2 separate regions of the Homo sapiens genome follow, and region 2 is linked to region 1. A link is an interaction called in ENCODE POLR2A ChIA-PET data of the cell type or tissue named here. Cell type or tissue: Panc1. All regions are shown on one strand. Links, peaks and the distances in the headings refer to the core of each region. The heading gives the core; the rest is flanking DNA. Region 1 overlaps MACF1 (microtubule actin crosslinking factor 1). Region 2 overlaps MACF1 (microtubule actin crosslinking factor 1).

Region 1 (16,713 bases), core at 1,766-9,765:
TGTCGCCCAGGCTGGAGTGCAGTGGCACGATCTCAGCTCACTGCAAGCTCCGCCTCCCGGGTTCATGCCATTCTCCTGCCTCAGCCTCCCAAGTAGCGGGGACTACATGTGCCCGCCACCATGCCCGCCTAAGTTTTTGTATTTTTAGTAGAGATGGGGTTTCACTGTGTTAGCCAGGATGGTCTCGATCTCCTGACCTCTTGATCCACCCACCTTGGCCTCCCAAAGTGCTGGGATTACAGGCGTGAGCCACCGCGCCCAGCCTATTTTATTTTATTTTTTGAGACGGAGTCTCGCTCTGTGGCCCAGGCTGGAATGCAGTGGCGCCATCTCAGCTCACTGCAACCTCTGCCCCCTGGGTTCAAGTGATTATCCTGCCTCAGCCTCCCAAGTAGCAGGGACTACAGGTGTATGCCATCACGCCCAGCTAATTTTTTGTATTTTTAGTAGAGACGGGGTTTCACTGTGTTAGCCAGGATGTTCTCGATCTCCTGACCTCATGATCTGCCTGCCTCAGACTCCCAAAGTGCTGGGATTACAGGCATAAGCCACTGCGCCCAGCGTTTGTTTGTTTTTTTTTTCCTTTAAATAACAATCCTATGCTTAAATCTTATAATAATTACTCATTGCTCTTGGGAAAAAGCCGAAACTCCTTAATGTGGCTTTAAGTTCTTGAGTAATCTGTCTTTACCTCTCTAGCCAAGACTGGGTCATATCCTTTATTGCCTGGTAAATTGCATTTGTCACACAGTATTATAACTACATACACCACCAGAATATGTGGAAATACAGACTATGCTTGTCTGCTTACCACTGTACCTATTTATTTATTTATTTATTTATTTATGTTTTGTGACAGGGTCTGACTCTGTGGCCCAGGCTGGAGTGCAGTGGCACTATCATGGCTTACTGCAGCCTTGACCTCCCTGGGCTCAGGTGACCCTCCCACCTCAGCCTCCCGAGTGGCTGGGACTACAGGCATGCACTACTATACCCGGCTAATTTTTGTTATTTTTTGTAGAGATGAGGTTTTACTATGTTGCCTAGGCTGGTCTTGAACTCCTGGGCTCAAGCAGCCTGCCTACCTTAGCCTTCAGAAGTGCTGGGATTATAGGTGTGAGCTGCTGTGCCTGGCCAATTGTACTGTTTTTATCTCCAGTGTCCTAGCACATAGTAGACACTCAAGAAATATGTATTATACAAAAGAATGAATGAATTAAGAAATGGAAAAAAAATTTAAAAATGGGACTGTGCTTTTGTGTGTCTCGATATTTCTGCCTGTAAGTTAGGGATAATAGTCTTGATCACTTGCCTCTAAGAGAAAGACTTGATAATTCCAAAATGCTTAAACATTTTCAGGGGTTTGGGTGGGATGATAGGAAGTAGGGAGAGGAAATATCATAAAAACAATGTTTTGATTATTCACCTTCCATTAGTTTTTACTCTAGTAGATTTTTGTGCTGAGATCGCTCTTGAGCCTTTATAGTCTTATTATAACTTTCATAGTCTGGGTTACTTGACATGTAACAGGTATTTAATACATACTTATTTCCTTGATTTATTTGGTGTCACAGTTTTTCCTGTGTTGTAGATTTATACCCATTATCTTTTGGCAAAAATCAGAAGCCCTCACTAAGTGATAGCAGATCTTTTCTTAAGCAGATTTTTTTCTTAAGGATTTGATAGCTTTGGGATGAGGCACCAGGAAATAATGGGTTGTTGGTTTATCCATTAGCAATCACTGGTAAATTTATCTCTTCAGATTACTATTTGCAAAAATGATGAATGTGTGCTAGAAGATAATTCTCAGCGGACCAAATGGAAAGTGATCAGCCCCACAGGGAACGAGGCAATGGTGCCGTCAGTCTGCTTCCTCATCCCCCCACCCAATAAGGATGCCATTGAGATGGCCAGCAGGTAACTTGGCTCAGCTGCCACTGGTACACCCACCTCTGCTGTTGGCCTCGGTGAACCAGTGGAGGGATGAGTGTGCATTTGTGATGTTTTTGAACACAGTGGTAAAGTTCCTCCTGGGAGAGGCTTCTCATTGGAGATATCAAGTCTCCTACTACCAGCCACATAGTAGATCTTCAATAAATACTTCTGTTCAGCTGGAGTATCTTCAGTGATATTTCTTTTTTAAAGAACTCCTGGTTATAAATAGTTTACTCTCAGAAGATTGATTTTTTTACCAGCCTGGTCAACATGGTAAAACCTCATCTATACTAAAAATACAAAAATTAGCTGGATGTGGTGGTGCACGCCTGTAGTCCCAGCTACTTGGGAGGCTTAGGCATGAGAATTGCTTGACCAAGGAGGCGGAGTTTGCAGTCAGCTGAGATTGCGCCACTGCACTCTAGCTGCCTGGGCAACAGAGCGAGACTCTGTCTCAAAAAAAAAAAAGATTGGGCTGGGCACAGTGGCTCATGTCTGTAATCCCAACACTTTGGGAGGCCGAGGGAGGCGGATCACTTGAGGTCAGGAGGTCAAGACCAGCCTGGCCAACACGGTGAAACTCCATTTCTACTAAAAATACAAAAAAAAAAAAAAAAATTTGCCGGGCGTGATGGCAGGCCCCTGTAATCCCAGCTACTCGGGAGGCTGAGGCAGGAGAATCAGAGAATCGCTTGAACCTGGGAGGTCGAGTTTGCAGTGAGTCGAGCCGAGATTGCACCACTGCACTCCAGCCTGGGCGACAAAGGGAGACTCCGTCTCAAAAAAAAAAAAAGGTTGATTTTTTTCTGGGTCATTAGTTATCATTAGTTTATTATAAAAGAGATATGGAAATTATTTACATGATGAAAGATTTCAGAACTTCAGTGGAATGGGCAGCTTCACGTTGATGCCATTTCTTTCTTTTTTTTTTTTTTAATTATACTTTAAGTTCTAGGGCACATGTGCACAATGTGCAGGTTTGTTACATATGTATACATGTGCCATGTTGGTGTGCTGCACCCATTAACTCGTCATTTACATTAGGTATATCTCCTAATGCTATCCCTCCCCCCTCCCCCCACCCCATCCCCCCACCCCACAACAGGCCCCGGTGTGTGATGTTCCCCTTCCTGTGTCCAAGTGTTCTCATTGTTCAATTCCCACCTATGAGTGATGCCATTTCAGTAGTGACTTATTTCACTCTACGTGCTTTCCAAGAATGTCACCGTCTCTAAATAGGAAATAATCCTTGTCATCTAGAACTACTTTGGTGCCTCCATATTGTGGGAGAAGAACTTTATCTCCAACTTTCCTGCTAACTGGTTGACCCTCTCCACCCTTTCCTTTAGAACCTGATCCAACAGCGACTACTGTTGCTTGAAATACTTTTCCTTGAGATTTTTCTGGAAGCATAATGCCTCCTTTGGTTACAGTTTCAGCAACACTCCTTTCAAATTTTCTTTTCTTTCTTTTTTTTTTTTTCTTGAGACAGAGCCTTGCTCTGTCGCTCAGGCTGGAGTGCAGTGGCACTATTTCAGCTCACTGCAAGCTCCGCCTCCTGTGTTCACGCCATTCTCCTGCCTCAGCCTCCTGAGTAGCTGGGACTACAGGCGCCCGTCACCATGCCCTGCTAATTTTTTGGATTTTAGTAGAGACGGAGTTTCACCATGTTAGCCAGGATGGTCTCGATCTCCTGACCTTGTGATCCACCCACCTTGGCCTCCCAAAGTGCTGGGATTACAGGCGTGAGCCACTGTGCCCGGCCTGAGTGGAAGAAACTTTCTAAACGTTTGTCCTGCCATGACTGTCTCTGTCTCAGACTCTGAATTTTTTTTTTTTAATGGCAGCTGATTTTCTTTAATTTTTATTAAAGTAATATATGGGCCGGGCACCATGGCTCACGCTTGTAATTCCAGCACTTTGAGAGGCTGAGGTTATTGGATTACTTGAGGTCAGGAGTTCGAGACCAGCCTGAGCAACATGGTGAAACTCCGTCTCACTAAAAATACAGACAATTAGCCTGGCGTGGTGGTGCATGACTGTGGTCCCAGCTACTTAGGAGGCTGAGGCAGGAGAATTGCTTGAACCCAGGGTGTGGAGGTTGCAGTGAGCTGAGATAGTGCCACTGCACTCCAGCCTGGGTGACAGAGTGAGACTCTGTCTCAAAAAAAAAAAAAAAAAGTGTGTGTGTGTATATATATGTATATATGTACATATTTTAGAAAGTTGGGTTATACTGCAAAGTTTATTATAATAAAAATTAGCTATCACCTCTCCTTTCCCAAAGTTCCACATTCCAGAGTCAAGTGTTTTCAGCTGTTTTAGCAGATTTTGCTGGGTTATAAATCCACATTTCCAAATGTAATTTTTTCCTGCTATTTCCTTGTTTGTTTTCAACTTCAGAAATTATCTATTAACTTCTTACTCTAGGAAATTAACATTTAGCTTTCTATGCACACATATATGCAAACACTTCTTCCGTTTTCCAAATGTGGTTATGTCACAGTTTTTGTTTAAGTTGCTATTTTTGTTTTATTAGTACATGTGTTGTTTAAAGCTGAGCCACATCTTACTCTAGGGGACTATTGTGAGGCGACTGTGCCTTACCTCTCTGAACTCATCCTCTGCTACTCTCCTTGCTTGTACTTAGCTGCAGTCACTCTGGTCTTTCCTCTGTTTCTCACACACAGACAGCATATTCTTGCCTCAGGGCCTTTGGACTTCCTGCTTGCCTCTGATATTTACATGTTTCACTCCCTCACTTTGTTCAGTTTATCTTAGAACCCTCATGGACCACCATCCCCACTAACTGCATGCCACTCTCTGTCTTCTTTACTCATTTTATTTTTCTTCAGAACTCTTAATACTGCCTAACAGATTGTGTGTTTGTTTATTCTCTCCTATTAGAGATTTTTGTCCATTTTGTTTACCTCTGTATCTTTAGCACTTAGAACCATTCCTAGCACATAGCAGGTATTCAATAAATGGTTATTGAATGAAAGAATGAATGAGTAGGTGAGTGAATATATTTATGAATAAATTATTTTATTTACTTTCTTTACTTTTTTTTTTTTTTGGTTTGAGACGGAGTCTCCCTCTGTCGCCCAGGCTGGAGTGCAGTGGTGCAATCTGGGCTCATTGCAACCTTTGCCTCCCGAGTAAGTGGGATTACAGGTGTGTGCCACCACGACTGGCTAATTTTTGTATTTTTAGTAGAGACGGGGTTTCACCATGTTGGCCAGGCTGGTCTCGAACTCCTGACCTCAAGTGATCCACCCACCTCGGCCTCTCAAAGTGTTGGGATTACAGGCGTGAGCCACTGCACCTGGCCCCTGTTTTATTTACTTTCTTATATAATTTTTGTTTCCTTGGAGTGGGTAATTGTTTTGTTTTTTAGTTTGCTTAGTTGTCTCCAAACTCTCCTACATTACTGTAAAAGGATTCCCAATATGGCCAAACACCACAGGCAATTTTCATTTTTCTTTTGGAAACATTTATTCTGGACCATTCTATCTTTTTTTTTTTTTTTTTTAGTCCGGACCTGTTCTGTAGGCCTGATTCAGTCAGTACTGTCTCTGTGATACGTGGACCCACTAATTACTAGATTCCAAGTCTTATTTATTAGTGTACTCCCTGGTTTGGTGGATTACACTCTCCAATGCCTTACTGAAAAAGGCTGAGTAGGAGGTAAATTTTTTGAAACCTCTTATATCTGAAAATGTCTGTCTTCTTCTTCCTCTAACTGGCAAGATACATTTTTTGAAATTATTATTATTATTATTATTATTATTATTATTGAGATAGAGTCTTGCTGTGTTGCCCAGGCTGGAGTGGAGTGCATGGTCTTAGCACATGGCAGCCTCCACCTCCTGGGCTCAAGTGATTCTCCTGCCTCAGCCTGCCAAGTAGCTGGGATCACAGGTGCATGCCCCCATTTCCGGCTAATTTTTATATTTTTAGTAAAGACAGGGTTTCACCATGTTGGCCAGGCTGGTCTTGAACTCCTGACCTCAAGTAGTCTGCCCGCCTCGGCCTTCCAAAGTGCTGGGATTACAGGTGTGAGCCACCATGCCCGCCTGGAAATTATTTTTACTCTGAACTCTGAAATCATTGCTCTATTGCTTTCTAGCTTTCAGGATTTCTTGTTTAGATGTATAGTGCCATTTTCATTCTTTCTCTTTTTTTTTTTTTAGATTTACATAATAGTAAAACTCATCTTTTGTCATAAGCAGTACTATTGGTTTTGACAAAGGCTTAGAATTGTTTATCGTTCACCACTATCATGATACGGAACAGTCTGATACTTTTACCTTTTGAAAGAAATCTTTATTTCTCTGCAAGTGTTTAAGTGCTTCTCTTTGTCTCTAATCTTTAAAAGGGATGCTGTACCTTTGAGTCTTTTTGCATTCATTATGCTAATGAACACAAACTAGAAACTCGTCTTTCAGGTCTGGAGAAGTTTTTTCTTGGATGATGATGATTATTATTATTATTTTGAGACAGTCTCGCTCTGTCGCCCAGGCTGGAGTGCAGTGGCGCGATCTTGGCTCAGTGCAATCTCTGCCTCCTGGGTTCAGGCAATTCTCCTGCCTCAGCCTCCCGAGTAGCTAGGACTACAGGCACACACCACCACACCCAGCTAATTTTTTGTACTTTTAGTAGAGACGGGGTTTCGCCATGTTGGCCAGGCTGGTCTTGAACTCCTGACCTCGTGGTTCACCTGCCTTAGCCTTCCAAAGTGCTGGAATTATAGGCATGAGCCACCTTGCCCAGTCTGGATTATTTCTCTTTTCTTTCTTTCTTTCTTTTTTTTTTTTTTTTTTTTTGAGATGGAGTCTCGCCGTGTCGCCCAGGCTAGAGTGCAGTGACGCAATCTCGGCTCACCGCAAGCTCTGCCTCCTGGGTTCACTCCATTCTCCCGCCTCAGCCTCCCGAGTAGCTGGGACTACAGGCATCTGCCACCACGCCTAGCTAATTTTTTATATTTTTAGTAGAGACGGGGTTTCACCATGTTAGCCAGGATGGTCTCAATCTCTTGACCTCGTGATCTGCCCTCCTCGGCCTCCCAAAGTGCTGGGATTACAGGCGTGAGCCACCACGCCAGCCTTATTTCTTTAATTATTTCATTCTCCTTGTTTTTAGTTCTTGCTTTTAAGAATTCCCATTTGTTGAATGTTGGACCTCCTGAACTAATTTTCTAATGTTCTCTTATTTTCTATTTTTTTTGTTGTTGCTTTTTTATATTTTTATTCTTCTTTGGGATTTCCTGAACTTTGAATTTCAACTCTACTGAAATTTTAGTGGGAGTTTTGGAGAGAGGGAAGATTAAACTTACGGATTTAATGCCTCCTATTTAACTGATGTCCTGGCTTCTAGTTTTCCATCCTGTTCTTTATATCTCACATTTTTTTCTCAACTTGAAGAAATTCAAGGTAACGTGGTGGGTATGTAAGAGAGTGTGTCTGTGTATTTGTGTATTTGTAAGTCTTCCTGAAATCAAGATTGAATTAGACATGAGATGCTTGGGAAAGAAATCTCAAACCCTTCATACTTCAGTTTTCTTTTTTTTTTTTCTTGAAATGGAGTTCTGCTCTTGTTGCCCAGGCTGGAGTGCAATGGTGCGATCTTGGCTCACTGCAACCTCCACCTCCCGGGTTCAAGCGATTCTCCTGCCTCAGCCTCCCAAGTAGCTGAGATTATAGGCATCTACCACCACACCTGGCTAATTTTTGTATTTTTAATAGAGATGGGGTTTCTCCTTGTTGGTCAGGCTGGTCTTGAACTCCCGACCTCAGGTGATCTGCCCGCCTCAGCCTCCCAAAGTGCTGGGATTACAGGTGTGAGCCATGCAGTTTTCTTTTATATACCAGGTGAATTTCTTAAGCTGCTATTAATTTCTCAACATTTTAGCATTTTTGTAAATATTTGGAACACAGCAAATCAGTTTTTAAACATTGATATAATCCTTTTTCAACAATTCTGGATGGGATGTTGTTTATGCCTTTCCCTATTATTGTTCTCTCTGGTTATTTCTTCTCTCTGGCTTGTAATCATCATATTATATCCAGGTAACATTTATGAGATTACTAAATATGTGCTAACGTTAATATGCATAATGCTGTAGCAAATCCAAGTTGAAGATCTCAATTAATTAATGTAGTTTAGTTTTTTTTTTTTTTTAAATAGAGATGAGGTCTCACTATGTCGCCCAGGCTGCTCTTGAACTCTTGGGCTCAAGCAGTCCTCCCACCTTGGCCTCCAAAAGTTCTGTGATTACAGGCATGAGCTACCACGCCCAGCCTCAATTAATTTAGTTCTAAAAATTCCTGAGATGCTAGTATTTGACTTGTTGCCTTTCTCTGCTCAACATATAAGCTCAATTCTGCTAAGGCAATCACATTTTTCCTTAGAAGGTCTCTAATGTGGAGCTGAAGTCTTACAAAGGTAATAGTCAGGTTCTGTGTTATTTCTAGGGTCGAACAATCTTATCAGAAGGTTATGGCCCTTTGGCATCAGCTGCATGTTAACACCAAAAGCCTTATCTCTTGGAACTATCTGCGTAAAGACCTTGACCTTGTACAGACCTGGAACCTAGAAAAGGTAATTATGAAAACCTTACCCCAGGCTTACATTCCATTGGCAAGATTTTTTCAGAAGGAGCTTTTTTCATTACTGTGAGACTTTTCCCCACCCAAATGGAGTAAAGTGGACTCAGGAATACCATTTTAGAGTTCGAGACCTGAGGTTCTTACAAGCTAGAAGCAGCAATTTGAATGGTAAAGGAAATTCCTAATTAGAATAAGTAACATCTTTGGTCTTCTTGGCAAGGGTAGAAGGTTGCAGGCTTTTTCTCACTCTGTAAGACAATCATGTCTTTTGCATAAGAATATGTAGTAGGTGAATACTTGTGAACAATTATTAAGAGTTATGTCCAGTGGGGCACAAAGGGTGGTTCTGGGGTGCTGGTAATGTTCTGCTTCTTAATCTGAATGCTGACTAAATGGAGGAATTCAAATTATAAAAATCAACATGTTTACGATTATGGTTTATGCACTGTTTTGTATATATGTTACTTCAGTAAAATGGAGGAAAAGAGGAAGTGTTACATTTTTATTCTGTTGCAATTTCTTCTGGCTTTTTCTTTCTAGCTTCGATCCTCAGCACCAGGGGAGTGCCATCAGATTATGAAGAACCTTCAGGCCCACTATGAAGACTTTCTGCAGGATAGTCGTGACTCTGTGCTGTTCTCAGTGGCTGATCGCTTGCGCTTGGAAGAGGAGGTGGAAGCTTGTAAAGCCCGCTTCCAGCACCTGATGAAGTCCATGGAGAATGGTGTGTGCACTGGGAAGAGGGAAAGAGAATAGTAGAATGAGAGCCTTTCAAGGGGTTGCTGTGAAACCCTTCATATAAATGAGAGAGTAACATCACCACTTTTTTCCATTTGAGTAGCTACGAACTTGAGATAGAGAAGAACTTATAGATGAATTCTCAAAATCAGATCATGGAAGAAGTCTGTTGATATTTCAGTCATTACTGCTCATCAACCTATCACATTTTCTTGTGGCTGTAACATGTTTGGACTCTCAAAGATTAGTATACAGTATGTGAAATTTAGGATCAGGTAGGATTAGGCAGAAGATTCCCTAAATAAAGCCTTGCTTTCATTAGTAGGATATCAGGTCTGCTTATCTCTGATGTCGAGCTTACTGGTCTTTTGTGTTTGTTCATTCACAGAGGACAAAGAGGAGACTGTGGCCAAGATGTACATTTCAGAGTTGAAGAACATCCGGCTACGCCTGGAGGAGTATGAACAGAGGGTGGTCAAACGAATTCAGTCTCTAGCCAGCTCTAGGACTGACAGAGATGCCTGGCAGGACAATGCATTAAGGATTGCAGAGCAAGAGGTAAGCCCTAAGAGCCATGTGGATGCTGGTTGTGGAGTGAATGCTTTCAGAGTTCATTGGATGGCAAGAGTATGGCACCTAAGAAATGAGGCAATAGACTCAAGACAGTCCTTCTCAGGAGTTCTTCTTGCAGTCTATAAATGTCTTTTACCCGTGGAGAAGTGTGATTTCAGCTCCATGTGTATTGCTAAATGTTGATTAGTTTCCTACAGAGTTGAGAAGGCAAACAGACTAGTAAATTTTTCTAAGCAGTATATTTGGGCTATGTATTTTGAAACTGCTTAGTAGAGATGCTACTCTTTTATTCTATCCCTTATGTGCCTGTGTTACTTTAAATGACTTGGTTACCTTCAGTCATATGACCAATAAATATAAGGAATGACTCTGATTTGAATGTGGGCTCTGATACATGCTCTGTCTGTGACTTTGAGCAAGTGAGCTCTCATCCCTAGTTTACTTTCTTGTAAAATGGAGATGGCAATGCACGATATAGGGTTATTTTGAAAATTAATGGTATAGTACATATAATGAGCTTCCTGAAAAAGTAAAATACTATGAAAATGTAGGATAGTATTCTTGAAGTAAAAGTAGCAAATATTTTTTGCTTTATTAAGTCCTCTGAGGCATACAAAGAAAAGTAAATAAAGATCCTTGTTTTTTGGCTTATAGTGTAGTGAAAGGAAAATAAAAAGTCGAAGTTACAATTGGAGACTTCAGTATAAGATATAAGAAATGTCATGAATAGTAACTAGTGTATTTCCAAGCAAAGATTGCTGTAGGAACTTAGAGTGTTTCTAGAACATTTCTAATTAGAATGGTATGAGAGAGCTCTATGAAGGCTATTAAATTTGATCTGGGAGCTTAAAGGGGATGGAAAGGAATGGCTAATGAGGAGGAGTGATTTTTCTAACTTTCTATTTTTTCCCCCCAAACCTGAAGAGAAGAGTGAGAGGGAAGTATGATTTTTACTGGTGGAGAGGGAGGTAATATGAGGCATATCATATGAGCCTGGGAATTCTCATGTGGAAGCTTTTTACTTTTCTATAGGGTGATACAAAATCTATTTGTCCCTGAAAAATAGAACTCACTAAGAAATAAAGGTTGACTGCATGCTTTGGGAGGCCGAGATGGGAGAATCGCTTGAACCCAAGAGTTTGAGGCTTCAGTTAGCTATAACTGCACCACTGCACTCCAGCCTGAGTGAAAGAGACCCTGTCTCAAGATACATATATACATACATACATCTAAAATACCTCTTCCTTTTTAAAACTTTATTTTAAAATAATTTCAGATATATAGAAAAGTTTTATTCTCTTATACCTTTCACCCAGAGTCTCCAAATGTTACCATTTTTGTGCATTTGCTTTATCATTTTATTCTATATATTATACATAATAACATTCCTTTTTTATCTTGAGAGTAAGTTCCAGACATGAAGCTCCTTTATTCCTAAATACTTCAGTGTGCATCTTCAAAAAACAAGGGCAGCCTCTTACATAACCACAGAACAATGATAAACATCAGGAAATTAACATTGATACGGGTTGAGTGTGGTGGCTCACGTCTGTAATCCTAGCACTTTGGGAGGCTGATGTAGGCGGATTGCATGAGACCAGGAGTTCGAGACCAGCCTGGCCGACATGGCAAAACCTCATCTCCACTAAAAGTACAAAAAGTAGCCAGGTGTGGTGGCAGGTGCCTGTAATCCCAGCTATTCAAGTGGCTGAGGTATGAGAATCACTTGAACCCGGGAGGTGGAGGTTGCAGTGAGCCGAGATCACACCACTACACTCCAGCCTGGGCAACAGAGCAAACCTGTCTCAAGCAAACAAACAAACAAGCAAACAAACATTGATATAATACTGCTATCCAAGCTCACGCCTCATTAAAATTTCATCAGTTGACCAAATAATGCTCTTTACATCCTCATACCATCCATCCCTAGCTACCCCAAGAAGGAAGGTCCAGGATTCAGTCCAGGATTACATATTGCATTTGGTTGCTGTGTATCTTCAGATTTCTTTAACTTGAAATAGTTTCTCAACTTTCCATCATCTTTCATGACCTTAACATTTTTTTTATGAGTGCAGCCCATTTATTTTGTAGAATAAATGTAGAATATTTTGTCCTTCTGTTTGTGGTTACCTGAGGTTTCTTCCTGATTAGTGTTAGGTCTTACAATTTTGGCAGGAATCCTGCAGAAGTGATACTGTGTCCTTGGTATATTAGTGTGTCATATAAGGATACATATGACATTACTGGTGATGTTAATTTTCATCTCTGGTTCCTATTTTCCCTTTGTAATTACTGAGTATCCTATGGGGAGGTACTGGAGACAATGTAAATATCCTATTTTTCATCAAATTTTCACCAACTAGTTTTAGCATCCATTGTTAATTCTTGACTGAATCACTTCTTAGTATCATAGTTGCCAAAAGCTGCTTTTCTAATTCTGTCGTTCCTTCTACATAAAAAACATGTACATTCTATGGAAAAGGAAAAACCAGGCCTTCTTTCCTTTTCTGTAGTTTGTCTTCCTTCTCTCCCTCCCTCCCTTTTTTTTTCTTCCCTCCTTCCCTTGCTTTCTTCTTTCATTATTTATTTATGTCAATATATACTCATGGATTCTTATTTTATTCAATGGTGTGTAATTTGTTACTGTCATTGTTTTCATTGTTTTGATGCTCAAAATTTCCCAAAGTTAGCCAATGGAAGCCCCTTCAAGCTGGCTTTTTTGTCCTTTTAACATGTCCCCATCATTTTTTGAGTTATTTCCTTCTTTCTCTTTTTTTTAAATAGAGATGAGGTCTCACTATATTACCCAGGCTGGTCTCCAACTCCTGGCTTCCAGCAGTCCTCCTGCCTCAGCCTCCCAAAAGTGCTGGGATTACAGGCATGGGTCATGATGCCCATTGAAGTTCTTTCTTTTTGACAAAATAAGATCTTCCAGGTTCATCTTGCTTTTTCCAGTCTCAACCCTGGAAATCAACTGTTTCTCCAAGGAGTTCTGATTCTTTTGGGCAGAGAATATTATTTAGAAACTAAGATCTGGGTACCAAATGTATTCATTGTTGTTGGAGTATTATTGCTTATAGGCCCACTTAGCAGACAGAGCTAGAAAACATAGGCCGGGTGTGGTGGCTCACGCCTATAATCCCAGCACTTTGGGAGGCCAAGGCAGGTGGATCACCTGAGGTCAGGAGTTGGAGACCAGCCTGGCCAACATGGTAAAACCTCGTCTCTACTAATAATACAAAAATTAGCCAGGCATGGTGGCGTGTGCCTGTAATCCTAGCTACTTGGGAGGCTGAAGCAGGAGAATCATTTGTACCCGGGAGGCGGAGGTTGCAGTGAGCTGAGATCGTGCCATTGCACTCCACCCTGGGCAACAAGAGCGAAACTCTGTCTCAAGAAAAAAAAAAGAAAACATATATTTACAAATATATATATGCATACACACACACACACGTGTTACATATACACACATATACATGTACGTAAGTTTACAGATATAGATCAATATATTTATTGATCTCTCAATTTCTCTTTCTCTCTCTCTCTCTCTCTCTCACACACACACACACACACACACACACACACACACACACAAATTCATATGTATTTGTCTCCCCATCCAGTTCCCAACCCATAGCACAGGGATTATTCTAGCCTCTTTCCATATTTTTAACCCCCTTCCCCAAGAGAGAAAAACCTGCTTTATGTTATCCACAGTATATTTACTTATTGTTCAGTCCTAGCATTTACAGATAGTAGTTTCAGAATTGTTAACTCACTGCAGTAAACAAACCTACCAAACTAGAGTTTAACATTTATTTATAGTTCCTTATGTCTTTAGCCTAAAGGTATATCTATAGTTCGAATACTGAGTTCAGAAATTGCTTGTGTGTGTTCTTACCCTTTCTTCCCCTTCAGTGTGATTATGTTATTTATCTGAAATACAGTTAGGCTTATATATTTCTGTTGTGTTCCATTTGAGAGCCACCCTTAAATTTTCCTTATTTATTTCTTTACAAGAATGTAAAACATTAACATGGTTCTAAAAGTCAAATCTATACAAAAAGAAGTGTATTCCCCTCTAGCTAGTCCTTTTATCCCCTTTGCCTTCCTTCGATCCTTTCAATTCCATCCTTTTCATCTCATTAGTTTCTGGTTATCCTTTCTGTCTGTCTCTTTGTATAAACATATACACATATATTTTCTCATTTTCCCTTCTTTTATATACAAAATATAACATGCTATAGATACTCTGTTGACTTTGCTTTTTCTGCTTAAAAATATATCCTAAAACCACTTAATTCACAGAAATCTTTCTCATTTCATTTACAGCTGCATAATTCTCCATCGTATGTCTGCTTCATAGTTTATTCAACCAGCCTCCTATATATGGGCATTTAGGTGGTTTCCAATATTTAGCTATTACAAATGTGGACTTCTTTCTACCTTTTTTGTTCAATTCTGTCTCCCTCTTTATGTGTGTCTTGTTCCTGGCAGCACACCCAGGAGGATTTACAGCAATTGAGGTCAGACTTGGATGCAGTTTCTATGAAATGTGACAGCTTTCTCCATCAGTCTCCATCTAGTTCAAGTGTCCCAACTCTGCGCTCAGAACTGAATCTGCTGGTGGAGAAGATGGACCATGTCTATGGTCTCTCTACTGTATATCTGAATAAGTGAGTGAGCTGAGGTTTTGGGTCCAAGAGCAATATTTTCCATTGGGATAAGAAAGAGAAAGGCTTAAAGTATTTCATGAATAATACAGAGAGATTATAGATCCTGAAGAGCATATACTGATAATGAGAGGTCTTGGCTTCAGTTCCTAGTAACATTAAGTAGGTTCATTTGGACTGCAGTGAAGAAGTGCCAGTGATATGAAAGGGGAATTAATTTGCAGTGTTGGGACTATGATTTACCTCACTTCTGTTTGATTAAATATTTCTGAAAATAATACTTAATGGCATAAAGACAAAGGAAGAGACACTAAAGAATAAAAAGAAAAGTTTTTAGTTACACTAGGTATTAGACTTTGAAGGTCTTCCCTCTTCCCACCCATCTCTACCTATGACCTTGAAGAGTAGCGCATCTTAAACTCTTCATAGTGTAAAATGGGTTTCTGGCTTCATGCCTTTCTTCCATGAGTCCACCACATGTATGCATGTTCCAATGCCACTTAGAACTTTATTTTGAATTGGCTTAAATTGGCAGCATAAAAACCACATTTACTTGTTTTCACAAAACCCTGTCAACATCTAAAAATGGTGACATTGATTTTGGTTATTATGTTTTATGAACCTCTCTATAGCACTCCAGGTATATAACCCTGGCTCCTAAAATTCATGTGTTAATGAAGGAATGTGTATTTGTCCCCACAGGTTAAAGACAGTTGATGTTATAGTACGTAGCATACAGGATGCTGAACTCTTGGTCAAAGGTTATGAGATTAAGCTGAGTCAAGAAGAAGTAGTACTGGCAGATCTCTCAGCTCTGGAGGCCCATTGGTCGACATTACGGGTGAGTTGCTCTGAGTTTCTTAGGAGGTTGACCTAACATATTCATTGCTTTGGGTTAGCAGAGAAATGCAATTTTGGATGGCATGACACTGATTTAAATTTGCATTTGAATAAGGCAGAATGTCATTAAATATATTTTAATATGTATTCAAAGAAGAAGGGACTGAGAAGTATGTCTAGCTAGAAAGGGAAGAGAAAGGACTAGGTTTTTCTATTTATTTTTTCCCTTTTCACCTTAATAAAATCATGGATTAATTGGATACAGTCAGTGGTTGTGCCATAAGTTTATAAATCACTTAGCTGTTATCTAATTTGATTCTCACAAGCCACTCTGTGAGGTGGACAAGAAGAGATTTTTCTCTCCATTTACAGATGAGAAAACCAACACTTACTCTGGCTAAATGACTTATTTTGGTTTCATATGTTATAAGTGGTGAAGCCAGGTTTCAAACACAAGTTCTATGCACATTTCTCTATAGAGTACTGCCTGTCCTTGGCATCCCAGTGTGTATCAGGAAAGCAGAGACCATGACATGTGGAGGCAGTCCTGGCACAAACATTCCAGGGCACAATCACATATACAATGTGGAAATAGCTGTAGACCGTGTCCTTGTTTCCCACCTTAGACTGACTCCTTTTTAGCATGGAAAGTATACAACCTGTTTCTGTACTTATGTTTCCACAGCACTGGCTTAGTGATGTGAAGGACAAGAATTCAGTGTTTTCAGTCCTGGATGAGGAAATTGCCAAGGCCAAGGTAGTGGCAGAGCAGATGAGTCGTCTGACACCAGAGCGAAATCTGGATTTGGAGCGCTATCAGGAAAAAGGCTCCCAGCTGCAGGAGCGTTGGCACCGAGTCATTGCCCAGCTCGAGATTCGGTGAGTGGTGGCCCCACCTTTTTCTCCTATTAGAGTTCAGGGACTAGGTCTTAAACAAAAACAGAGTTATATCTGTACATTTATATTTAAAGGTGGAAATGGATAGGGAGGGGTGGAAATTTAAAAACCACATAAATTCTGGACAAGTAAGTGACAGAAAGGTGAGACCGGCAATCTCAAAGCAGATGTAATGCCTCTCCTGTGTCCCAGGTCTTTTCTAGTTAAGCCACTGATGACAATGGCTTCCTGGAATGTAGACTTGAAAGGTCCCTGGTGATCTTTTCTCAAGGACAAAACCTATACTCTAGTTCTTGTTTTATTAGCTTTGTATCCAAATATGAGCCATTTTTTATGATGGAGCTTTACAGAATTTCTTGCTTTCATCTCATTTGCTAATTCAGTAATTTTTCATCTCTGTTACTAGAGGTCCTGCTTCTAATGACAGATGTAAATAGGAAGGACAGAAA
Region 2 (13,079 bases), core at 458-8,457, 68 kb before region 1:
GGGGCGGTTGCCAGGCAGAGGGTCTCCTCACTTCTCAGACGGGGCGGCCGGGCAGAGATGCTCCTCACCTCCCAGACGGGGTCGCGGCTGGGCAGAGGTGCTCCTCACATCCCAGACGGGGCGGCGGGGCAGAGGCGCTCCCCACATCTCAGACGATAGGCGGCCGGGCAGAGACGCTCCTCACTTCCTAGATGTGATGGCGGCAGGGAAGAGGTGCTCCTCACTTCCTAGGTGGGATGGCGGCCGGGCGGAGACGCTCCTCACTTTCCAGACTGGGCAGCCAGGCAGAGGGGCTCCTCACATCCCAGATGATGGGCGGCCAGGCAGAGACGCTCCTCACTTCCCAGACGGGGTGGCGGCCGGGCAGAGGCTGCAATCTCGGCACTTTGGGAGGCCAAGGCAGGCGGCTGGGAGGTGGAGGTTGTAGCGAGCCGAGATCACGCCACTGCACTCCAGCCTGGGCACCATTGAGCACTGAGTGAACGAGACTCCGTCTGCAATCCCGGCACCTTGGGAGGCCGAGGCTGGTGGATCACTTGCGGTTAGGGGCTGGAGACTGGCCTGGCCAACAGAGCGAAACCCCGTCTCCACCAAAACCAGTCAGGCGTGGTGGCGCGAGCCTGCAATCGCAGGCACTCGGCAGGCTGAGTCAGGAGAATCAGGCAGGGAGGTTGCAGTGCTAGCCATAGCTTTTATTTAACACACCCTAAATTGTTAAGTATTTTCACTCATGTAGCCAGTTGTTCAAGTTAGGAACCTATTTGATTCAGTACTGCCTATAATCTCTCCCTTGTTACCAAGTCCAGTTAATCACTTGTAGCTCAGAAAGATTGCATGCATCTGTCTTCTCTTCTCCATCTCCATATCGCTGCTTTTGTTCAGGGCCTCTGTGTCTGTTGCCTTGACCATTATAATAGTTTCCTAATAAAGTTTTCTATAATAACAATGGTAGTAATAGTATCTTGAAGACTTCCTGTAAATCAGACGTATTCTCTCTCTGTGTGTGTGACAGGGTTTACTCTGTTGCCAGGCTAGAGTGCGGTGGTACAATCATAGCTCACTACAGCCTCCAACTCCCGGGCTCAAGTGATCCTCCCACCACAGCCTCCCAAATAGCTAGGTTTATAGGCACATGCCACTGTGCCTGGCTAATTTTTGTGTGTGTGTTTGTAGAGATGGGGTCTTGGTATGTTGCCCAGGCTTGTCTTCTACTCCTGACCTCAAGTAGTCCTCCCACCTTGGCCTCCCAGTGTCTTGGAATTACAGGCATGAGCCACCATGCCTAGTCTAAATCAGACATTCTGTATACTAAGTCCTTTACATGGATTATTTCATTTAATCCTTCAGTGATCTTATGCTGTGGGTTCTGTTAATATCCCCATTTTATAAATTACTTAGAGAGGGTAAGTAATTTGTTCAAGATCATGCTGCTAGAAAAAGGCAGAACTGAAATTTTAAAATTCAGGCAACCTAAAGTCTAGAAACCGTGCTCTTAACCCATGCAGAACTGGCTCTGGTTGCTGCCTACCTTTCCAGGCTCATAGCACCAAGTTTCCCTCATACCTTGAGTTCTTGCTGAACTATGTGCCATGCTATTTTATGACTCTGTATCTTTGTTCATTCTGCTCCCTGTGCTTGGAATATCTTTCCCAAGTTTGTTCTGCCTGGATAACACAAACTTAACACCTCTTCAGTAAGTATTTTCCTGACTTCTCTGATGTGGAACTGACTAGCCTTTCTTTGTGCCCCTGACTATACTCCTTATGTGCTTTTGTTAAAGCATCCAGAGTGTTTATATACATGGTGTATCTTTCAGCTATATTATCACTGGAGGGCAAATATTGTGTCTTATTGTTTATAGTGTTAGGACAAAGAAGAAAGAGAGAGAAGTAAGGAGAAAAGAAATTGTAATTTCCTTTTTTTTCTTTTTGGAGATGGAGTCTTGCTTTGTTGCCCGGCTGGAGTGCAGTGGCGCAATCTCAGCTCACTGCAACCTCTGCCTCCTGGGTTCAAGCGACTCTCCTGCCTCAGCCTCCTGAGTAGCTGGAACTACAAGCATGTGCCACCAAAGCCTGGCTAATTTTTGTATTTTTAGTAGAGACAGGGTTATACCATATTGGCCAGGCTGCTCTCCTGGGCTTGTGATCTGCCTGCCTCGGCCTTCCAAAGTGATGAGATTACAGGCATGAGCCACCGCGTCCAGCCGTGATTTCCTTTTGTAAATTTCTTCCATGGCTACTAGTTGCCTCTAGAGTTTGATGTCACCTAACTCTTTCCTGATGTAGAGCACTTTGCAGCGTTTCCAACCCACCTGTCTAGCTTCATTTCTAAGCACTCTGTTTTTTGTAGCTTGCGCTATAGCCACATGAGACAACTCACTGCCCCCTAAACACTGTGTACTTTCACACCTCCTTGCTTATTTATTTCTCTCCCTAGAATGCACGTCCCAGCCTCCTCTGCCTGACCATCACCCACTTCACCTTCTAGGCCCAGCTCCAGTATCACCTTCCTGAGATTCTGACCTCTGTTCCTCAGATTAAATCAATTGCAACTCCATCTGTATTTCATACTGCCTTGAAGAGATGCCTGTGTGTTCACTCATCGATGTTCTCTGTTACAGTACTCATTGAGGACTGGGATTGTATTATGCTACTTTCTCTGTTAAGTGCTGCACATAGCACATGAGAAGTATCCAATAAGTACTTGTTACCTTGAGTAACTAATATTTCAATAGTGTTATAGCGTATGAAGCACATTCTTATCTGTCTTAATCCTTAAAATAACCCTGAAGTAAGTAAAGGTGTTTTATCCCCTTAATTTTAACAGCTAGGGAAAATGAGAATTAGAGGAGTGAAGTGACTTTGCCAAAACGATACAGCTAGTGAGGGATGGAGCTAAGGATCAATCAATCATGAATCTTCTGATCAAAATTACTTGTTCTTCCTGCTAACTATGCCCCCAGCTGATTCTTTTTTTTTTTTTAGACAATACTGATATTAATTAAACGTAAGGTAAACTCCAGGCATCCGTCATCTTTCAGCCTAAAAATTAGCAAAAACTGTTGAAACAAGGCAGTTTTTTCCCCATTATTTCTTACGTTGTGGCTCCAGTTACAAAAAAATTTTAATGAAAACGTTAAACATAAAAATAGAAGTTTGAGATTTTAAAAAAGTATATAAAAAGCCCCACAAAACTTGTCAATGTTGTTCCTTATTCTACAAAATAGCACCAGTAAGAAGAGTAAAAGGTGTTAAAAACCATTACGACAGCATTTCTGAAATACAGCTTGTCTCAACTCCCGTTCTCCCTAAAAACGACTTCTCATGGAATAAAAAAGGATTTAAAAATTGCCAGAGGGAGCACCGAGCTTTGACTGCAGTTTTCCCTGTCATCTCTTAGATGAAGGGAAGGTGTGAGAAATGTGCGTCTGTCCCTGACTGCTGTCACCGCTTCTGAGTTTAGTAAAAAGATGAGAAATGAAGGTAGCAGACTTCTCATCTGGGGACCTGTGCCTGTGGAGGGTAGGTCTCTTGGAGAGGGAATGGGTTTGAGGGGTTGTCTTATCTAAGCTCCTTCCTTCACACTTGTCTCCTAGGGAAGAGGGAGATACAGAGGAGCCAAATATATGACAGCTTATATTATAGAACTTAGCACACCCCTTCCTGAGCTCCCCAGAGGGTTCTATTGCAGTCACTGGGAGGGATTTAGCTAAGAGTGGCCCCTGCCCTTGGGTTTGGCCCCTAGCTGATTGTTTCATACTTTGTCTCTAACCGTTGGAGGAACTGAATCAATCCTACCTTGAGCTTGTCCCCTGAACTTTGTAGTTGAATTCCAGTGCTCTGGCTCCTTGCTGCCTGTTTGTAGCTGATGCTGCCTGTTGGACCTCTGCCTCAGTGCTGTGTGATGACAGGAAGCTCAGGGAGGGAGAAGCTAGAGGAACACATCATAGCATTGTTAGAAATTGGAGGCCAGCCAAAGCTTTTCTTAAATCCTTGGTGATTTTTCATCTCTTCCCAGGCCCCCAGCCTTACAGTTTCAATAACATTTGCTCATCTTGGGATATTTCAGAGAGAGATTCACTGCTAATCAGAGTTATTGCTCTAAATTGGAATTATTTGATTTTGGGCTGAGAATTAGGGATTGAGATTTTTTTTTGCGACTCAAGCATCCTTTGCTTTGCTCCCCAAGTACACCCCAGATTAATGCCATCTTTGGCAGGTAGACCAACGTAAGGACAAAACCAACCAGGTGGCTAGGCATGGTGGTTCATGCCTGTAATCCCAGCACTCTGGGAGACCGAGGGGGTGGATCACTTGAGGTCAGGAGTTCGAGACCAGCCAGGCCAACATGGTGAAACCCCATCTCTACTAAAAATACAAAAATTAGCTGGGAGTGGTGGCTGGCGCCTATAATCCCAGCTATTTGGGAGGCTGAGGCAGGAGAATCGCTTGAACACGGGAGATGGAGGTTGCAGTGAGCTGAGATCGTGCCACCGCACTCCAGCGTGGGTGACAGAGCGAGACTCTGTCTCAAAAAAACAAACAAACAAACAAACAAACAAACAAAAAACACCACAAACCAGGTCTCCCAACTTCTAGATTTAGTTGATCTTGGAATCTCTTGGATTCCCTGATAACCTTTTGGGAAACAGCTTACTTTGGGATAAGCAAATTAATTCCTCCTTATTGAGAACACTTCTGATCCAATCTTAAAAGAGATTTGTTAAGGATATAAGCATCTGAAATAAACAACCTAATTTAGAATGTAAACATACATATGTAAGGGTTCTGCTTATATACCAGAACCATCAAAAAGAGAAATCTAGGTTTCTAAATGAGGTCTTATTTAAATTATCTATGCCATATCTCTGGGTGCTGTTAGCTGATAAAGTGTATCCCCCTAAAGAGAACATGAAAGTATGAACTCCTTAGGAGGGAGAAAAATGCTTTTTCTGGTCAGTTCCTGTTGACTTCACAGGTTAGTAGTTAGAAAGGAAAAGCCCAGTATTTAATCTAGCAGATAGAGCAGTTCTTTCCATTTTTGTATATGCAATCTAGAAGCCCCTGGCTTTCCTGGAATTTTAGATAAAATTTCCATATATACCAGCAAAAGTTTTCAAATTTTTAATAATGCTTACAACCAACCCTTCCTTCCTTCCTTCCGTCCGTCCGTCTTTCTGTCTTTCTGTTTTAAGAGACAAGTTATCCCTATGTTCCCTAGGCTGGTCTCAAACTCCTGTGCTCAAGGAATCTTTGGCCTTCCCGAGTGCTAGGATTACAGGCATGAGCCACCACACCTGGCCCACTTACACTTTCTCTATTTCTGTTTGAGACTCTCTAGTTGAATATGGGGTAGCACTGATTCCAGGTATTCTGTCCTATACAGCCTCTGTTTTGGCCACATGAGTCAATTCACTGGCTCCCTAATCACTGGGTGGAACTTCATACTTTTTGCGTATTCATGTCTATGGGAAATACCAGAATGAGACGGGCAGTGGAGTTTAATTTAAGAAATTGACAAAGTAGTGCTGGTTAGATGCTAAGGAAAGGAGTGTTACCTTTGTTGCCTACATGTGACTATATGGTAGTGGTTTGTGGCTGTCTTTGCCTGGACCTGATTTTTTAGGGCTTAATTTCACTCTAAATGCTTCTCAGGTCTACATATGGGCCTATATTTGGACTTGGGCTTTACTCTGGATTTTCTATTCCCTGTGCTTAAGTGCCTGCCTATCAAAGTAAAGCTACATTTTGTGGATTTTATTTTTTTAAGATGGAGTTTCACTCTTGTTGCCCAGGCTGGCATGCAATGGTGCGATCTTGGCTCACTGCAGCCTCCGCCACCCGGGTTCAAGCGATTCTCCTGCCTCAGCCTCCCGAGTAGCTGGGATTACAGGCATGTGCCACCACGCCTGGCTAATTTTGTATTTTTAGTAGAGAACAGGGTTTCTTCATGTTGGTCAGGCTGGTCTCGAACTTCTGATCTCAGGTGATCTGCCCATCTTGGCCTCCTAAAGTGCTGGGATTACAGGCGTGAGCCACTGCACCCAGCCTGTGGATTTTAGAATCATCCACATTCTTAGAGAATCTGTTAATCCGGGTTGACCGGTACCACTGTTAAATTTCTCACAATTTAGGGAATTCTCAAAACAGAGATATGATAAAATTCTTATATGCAAAGAACCTCACACTTTGTTCCCCTCCCACCCCCGCTCTCCAACAGGGATTCCCAGCTGCTACTTTTATTCCCTGCATTTAAGCATAGTTCTTTCCAGAGTAAAGAAGTCTAGGACAACTATAATCTGTTTTTTTTTTTTTTTTTAGTGTTGGGCTTTTCCTTGAAGACAAATTTGGCCAATGAATCAATATCGGTTTCTGTTTTTACAATTTGGAGATCTGCCATTCAGAAATCTATCTGAAATTACTAGGCTCACTTTCCCTTTCCCTGTATCTTTTAATAAGTGTAGGAGAGAGTAAATAACATTACTTTTCTCTTTAAAACTTTCTCCTCTGCCCTATATATTGCTCTTCAACATAGTTTGAGTCAAGGAAATTGGGCTGCTTACGTTTCCTTTTAATTGTTTAGAGGAAAGATTTCTAGATCAAGTTTTCGGCAGGTGTCAATACTACGAGGCCAGGCATGGTGGCTCACGCCAGTAATGTCAGCACTTTGGGAGGCCAAGGTGGGTGAATCACTTGAGGTCAGGCGTTCGGGACCAGCCTTACCAACATGGTGAAACCCCGTCTCTACTAAAAATACAAAAATTAGCCGGGTGTGGTGATGCATGCCTGTAATACCAACTACTTGGGAGGCTGAGGCAGGAGAATCGCTTGAACCCTGGAGGCAGAGGTTGTAGTGAGCTGAGATCACACCACTGCATTCCGGCCTGGGTGACAGAGCGAGACTCCATCTCAAAAAAAAAAAAAAAAAAAAAAAGAGTACTACGTGACAATCCTTGCTCTTTTTTGTGTATGTATGGCGGGGAGGGGGGACTCTTATTATTTAAAATTGATAATCTGTCATTTTGACCCTCCAAGCATCATAGAAGCCTTGTTAAGAGAGTCAGGAGACAATGATCTGGACCCAGCTCTGATACTTTCCAGCTAAGTGATCTTATACAAGTTATTTAGCTTCTCTAGGCAATGGTTTTCTCATCTGTAAACTGAGGGTATTAGAATTAAGTAATCTTTAAAGTCCCTTTGGGCTAAGATTAGGATTCCAAGCACGTAAGTGTAACTTACTCCTTTTGTTAAAGCCACTGAGAAATTGAGGGAAGCTGTTTATTTTTTCATAGCTTTAAGCTAATCTTTAAAAAATGGAGGCCGGGTGCAGTGCTCACGCCTGTAATCCCAGCACTTTGGGAGGCTGAGGCGGGTGGATCACTTGAGACCAGGAGTTCAAGACCAGCCTGGCCAACATGGCGAAACCTTGTCTCTATTAAAAATACAAAAAAATTAGCTGGGCGTAGCAGCGCATGCCTGTAGTCCCAGCTACTCGGGAGGCTGAGGCAGGAGAATCACTTGAATCCAGGAGGCGGATACTGTAATGAGCCGAGATAGCACCACTGCACGCCAGCCTGAGCAACAGAGTGAGACTCTGCCTCAAAAAAAAAAAAAAAGCAGACAGCAGACCCCTCCTTGACTTATTAATGCTTGGGCACTGGGGAGGATTGGACTTGGTCTCTCAAAATCTAATTATTCACTAATTTTAAGAAATCACTATATGGCTGGGTGTGATGGATCAAGCCTGTAATCCCAGCACTTCAGGAGGGTGAGGCTGGTGGCTTGAGGCCAGGAGTTCGAGACTAGCTTGGGCAACATGGCAAAACCCCATCTCTACAAAGAATAGAAAAAACTAGCCAAGCATGGTTGTATGCGCCTTGGGAGACTGAGGTGAGAGGATCACCTGAGCCCAGGAAGTCGAGGCTATAGTGAGCTGTGATCGCGCCACTGCACTCTAGCCTGGGTGATGGAAGTGAGACCCTATCTCCAAAAAAAAAAAAAAAAAAAAACTTTATGGCCAGCACAGTGGCCCACACCTGTAATCCCAACACTTTGGGAGGCTGAGGTGAGATGATCTCTTGAGGCCAGGAGTTTGAGACCAGCCTGGGTAACATACTGAGACACCATCTTGCCCCCGCAACCCCTGTCTCTATGAACATTCATTTACAAGTTTTTGTCTGGACGTATGTTTTCAGTTCTCTTTAATTACATACCTAGGGGCAGAACTGCTGGGTCGTATGGTAACTTGTGTTTAACCTGTTAGTAACCATCACATTATTTTCGAAAGCAACTGCACCATTTTACATCCTCACCAGCAGTGTATGAGGGTTCTAGATTCTCTGCTTTTTTGCTAACACTTATCTGTCTTTTATAATATAGACATCCTAGACAGCGCTAATCACTGCGGTTTTGATTTATGTTTTCCTTATGGCTAATGATGTTGAGCATCTTTTCATGTGTTTATTAGCCATTTATATATCTTCTCTGGACACATTTACTAATTTTGACAATGATTTTCTCAGGGAGTGCAAACAGGCAAGGCCCTGAATTGCAGTTTTTTACTCATTTGTTGACAGAATGGTATAATTATTTGTTAGAAAGAAGCATCCTTATTGATGATTCCTGAACAGTCTTGCTTCAGTTGGCTGCTTCTAAAACTTTTTCTTTTTTTGAGACAGGATCTCACTCTGTTGTCCAGGCTGGAGTGCAGTGGTGTGATAATAGCTCCCTGCAGCTTCAGTCGGCTGGGCTCAAGCAACCCTCCCACCTCAGACTCCTGAGTAGCTGGGATTGTAGGCATGCACCACCACACCTGGCTGACTTTTAAAATTTTTTGTAGAGATGGAGTCTCACTGTGTTGCCCTGACTGGTCTCAAACTCCTGGGCTCAAGTAATCTTCCTGTCTTGGCCTCCCAAAGTGCTGCAATAACATGCTTGAGCCACCGCACCTGGCCTTCTAAATTTTGATGCTTAGTCCACTGGTCATTTTCCTAAGAGATTTGTGGAAAACTTCACAGGCAAACTAGTATGAGCAGAAGAGATGAGGATTTTAGGATGGATAGATCTGGATTTGATCAGCCTGGCAATTTAGTAGATGTGTGATTTTGGGGATGTTAATTGAGCCCTCCAAATCCGATCTCTGTGTCTGAAAAATTCCTGACACAGAAGCACCCAGTAAATGTTAGCTAGTTCTTTACTCTTCTTTAGGTAGAGCTGTGTCTAGTATGCTTCAGAAACAGACTGCTGTTTTCTTTATTGACAGTTTTCCAGGCAAGGAAAAAAAAATCTCTTTGCATTCTCCTCTCCCATTACCTCTCTCTGTATCTCTTTGATAGTTTTATTTATTTATTTTTTATTAAAAATTTTTTTTGGGGGGGACAGAGTCTCACTCTGTTGCTCAGGCTGGAGTGCAGTGGCACAATCTCGGCTCACTGCAACGTCTCCCTCCTGGGTTCAAGCAGTTCTCCTTTCTCAGCCTCCTGAGTAGCTGGAATGTAAGGCGCGCCCCACCACGCCCCGCTAATTTTTGTATTTTTATTTATTTATTTTTTGAGGTGGAGTCGTGCACTGTCACCCAGGTTGGAGTGCAGTGTCGTGATCTCGGTTCACTGCAACTTCTGCCTCCGAGGTTCAAGTGATTTTCCTGCCTTAGCCTCCTAAGTAGCTGGGATTACAGGTGCCTGCCACCACACCCAGCTAATTTTTTGTATTTTTAGTAGAGACGGGATTTCACTATGTTGGCCAGGCTGATCTCGAACTCCTGACCTCATGATCCACCCGCCTTGGCCTCCCAAAGTGCTAGGATTACAGGTGTGAGCCACTGCACCCAGCCATTTTTTTTTTTTTTGAAATGGAGTCTCGCTCTGTTGCCCAGGCTGAAGTGCAGTGGCGCCATCTTGGCTCACTGCCACCCCTGCCTCCTGGGTTCAAGCAAATTCTCCTGCCTCATCCTCCCCAGTAGCTAGGATTATAGGCGTGTGCCACCATGCCCAGCTAATTTTTGTATTTTTAGTAGATAAAAGGTTTTGTCATGTTCACTAGGCTGGTCTCAAACTCCTGACCTCAGGTGATCCATCTGCCTCGGCTTCCCAAAGTGCTGGGATTACAGGCGTGAGCCACCACCCTGGCCAATTTTTGTATATTCAGTAGAGCGGGGGTTTTGCTGTGTTGGTCAGGGTGGTCTCCAACTCCTGATCTCAGGTGATCTGCCCACCTCGACCTCCCAAAGTGATGGGATTACAGGCATGAGCCACCGTGCTTGGCCAGTAGTTTTATTTTTATAGTTATTTGGTTACTATAGTCAGACAAAGATTGAGAGGCATAATAAGCTAGTTCTCATCTAAATTTCTTATAATATGTACAAGTTTTGCTACCACAGGTATAACACATAACCAGAATTTTGAGAAAGAAACATTAGGGCCTTGGTGTGAAATTAACTTTACATTTCAAGTTGCCTCCTTTGTCTTTTCAGTACTCTGTAGTGTTTAATATCTGTTGATAAGATGACCTCACTTGGTCCTCAAGACCAACTGCAATTTATTTTTATTATTATTATTTTTGAGATGGAGTCTTGCTCTGTCACCCAGGCTGGAATGCAGTGGTGCGATCTTGGCTCACTGCAACCCCCTCCAGCGCGATTCTCGTGTCTCAGCCTCCTGAGTAGCTGGGACTACAGGCATGTGCCGCCATGCACAACTTTTTTGTATTTTTAGTGGAGACAGGGTTTTGTCATGTTGGCCAGGCTTGTCTTAAACTCCCAACCTCAGGTGATCTCCCAGCATCAGCCTCCCAAATTGGTGGTATTACAGGTGTGAGCCACTGCGCCTGGCAACAGCAATTTATTTAAATATTTATTCAGGTTGGGAGTGGTAGCTCACACCTGTAATCCCAACACTTTGGGAGGCTGAAGTGGGAGGATTGTTTGTACCCAGGAGTTCGAGACTAGCCTGGGCAATATGGCAAGACTGTGTCTCAATCAATCAAGCAATATTTATTCATTCATTTATTTATTCATTCATTCATTCAGTGTCCTCCTGATTTTTATTCCCTATGTTCAGATCTTATCTATCAAAAATAAATCCCTCATTTAACTTAGTTCTCTTCTTAATCCTTAATGTCAAGTATGTAATATTTTCTGACTTTTTAAAAAACCTACCATTAATTTATAATCTGATTTTCACTCTACCACTCTCTTGAGAAATAGTCTCACAAAAGCACTCTTACTTATTTGTAGGAAAGTTAAAAAACTTTCTTAGTCTTTATCCTCCTTGACTTCTGCTGTAGTATTTGATACCGGTGATCATTCCTATCTTGATTACACTTTCTTGTATTTTTGCTTACCTCTTTCACTGTTATTGTTTTGTTTTGTCTTTTTCTTCTGTCCTTTGTTGATTGCTTTTCCATCTCCTGCCTTCTAATTTTGGCTGTTCCCTGAGGCTCAGTCCTTAGCACTCTGCTCTTCTATCTTACTCCTAATCCAGAAAGCCCATTTCCATGTCTTTAGCTAGCACCTCTGTGCATGTGACTTCTAAAGTTAAGTTCTCAGCTGACCCAAACTGAATTCTGGTATTTCCAGCTGCTTCAAGAACATTTTCATTTGTAACTTCTTTGCTGCCATTTTAAATTCAACATATTTAAAATTGAATTTATCAAATCCACTGCCCTTTTAACAAACCTTATGACCTGCCTATTTCTGTTAATGGTCCACTACTGTTGTTCCACACTGCAAACTTGAAACCTTGGGTCTATTTGAGGGAGGGGTTTTTGTTTTTGTTTTTGAGACAAAGTTTCACTCCTGTTGCCCGGGCTGGAGTACAATGGTGTGATCTTGGCTCACTGCAACCTCTGCCTTCCGGGTTCAAGCGATTCTCCTGCCTCAGCCTTCTGAGTAGCTGGAATTACAGGCGCCCACGACCACACCCGGCTAATTTTTTGTATTTTTAGTAGACACGGGGTTTCACCATATTGGCCAGACTGGTCTCGAACTCCTGACCTCAGGTGATCCACCCACCTCAGGCTCCCAAAGTGCTGAGATTACAGGTGTGAGAGGGAGGGGTTTTGAAATCTTGGAGCCCCTGGTATGCTGGAGCCAGCTTATGGACTCATGAGAGCCAAGTGTTAAATTTTCAGCAATTTTGTGAGCTGGTTGCTAAACATAGCTTTTTTTTTTTTTTGAGACAGTCTTGCTCTGTTGCCCAAGCTGGAGTGCAATGGTGTGATCTTGGCTCACTGCAACCTCTGTCTCTGAGGTTCAAGGGATTCTCCTGTCTCAGCCTCTCGAGTAGCTGGGATTACAGGTGCATACCACCATGCCCGGCTAATTTTTTTTTTTTTTTTTTTTTTGAGACGGAGTTTCGCTCTGTTGCCCAGGCTGGAGTGCAGTGGCGCGATCTCGACTCACTGCAAGCTCCGCCTCCCGAGTTCACGCCATTCTCCTGCCTCAGCCTCCCGTGTAGCTGGGACTACAGGCGCGCGCCACCATGCCCGGCTAATTTTTGTATTTTTAGTAGAGACGGGGTTTCACTGTGTTAGCCAGGATGGTCTCGATCTCCTGACCTCGTGATCCGCCCGTCTCGGCCTCCCAAAGTGCTGGGATTACAGGTGTGAGCCACTGCGCCCAGCCACAGCTATTATTAAAAATTAAATTATGTAAACATACAATTAAATAAATTATATTTAAAGTAAATGTAATACATCCTCAAAGCTGTTCATTTCATAATTGTTTTGCTGCATGTTAGTATTGTCTGTACTCTTGAGGTTATGTCTGTTGTGTCTCTGTGATGGAAATACTGTACATAATGGTGTGCTACTGTATATTTCTTCCCAACATTGCATTTAGTGATATTATATTAGTAGCTTGAAATTGGTTGTATTGGGAATATTTACATCATGGAAATCAGCAAATTCTACAAGTTTGAGTTAGATGTCTTGTTTTGTTTATTGTTTAGACTTAAGAAAGTGATGGGGAAAATGTTAATATTGCAGATTAAATTTAAAAGTGTGGGCCGGGTGTGGTGGCTCACGCCTGTAATCCCAGCACTTGGGGAGGCTGAGGCGGGTGGATCACAAGGTCGGGAGATT

What was found. Peaks named below come from ENCODE experiments on the same cell type or tissue, not always from the same donor. Only the 100,000 strongest peaks of a DNase experiment are listed, where the experiment ranks them.
Region 2: POLR2A ChIA-PET joins it to region 1 with 5 read pairs; 3 of 35 experiments call an interaction of 5 or more read pairs at or near these places.

The regions. Positions count from the first base shown.
Region 1 is chr1:39,301,162-39,317,874 of GRCh38, forward strand. It overlaps MACF1 (microtubule actin crosslinking factor 1), which reads left to right. Exons shown (of 101, transcript NM_001394062.1): 23 at 1,763-1,917; 24 at 8,409-8,535; 25 at 9,084-9,267; 26 at 9,670-9,839; 27 at 14,352-14,530; 28 at 15,230-15,368; 29 at 16,053-16,246. It also overlaps the pseudogene HSPE1P8. Among named protein-coding and RNA genes, the nearest start is that of MACF1, 100 kb to the left of the region's middle. In Panc1, for the core only: no CTCF peak of the experiment used is centred there; no DNase peak of the experiment used is centred there.
Region 2 is chr1:39,234,750-39,247,828 of GRCh38, forward strand. The region is part of intron 2 of MACF1 (microtubule actin crosslinking factor 1); the gene reads left to right. Among named protein-coding and RNA genes, the nearest start is that of MACF1, 37 kb to the left of the region's middle. In Panc1, for the core only: no CTCF peak of the experiment used is centred there; no DNase peak of the experiment used is centred there; H3K27ac peaks cover 277 bases.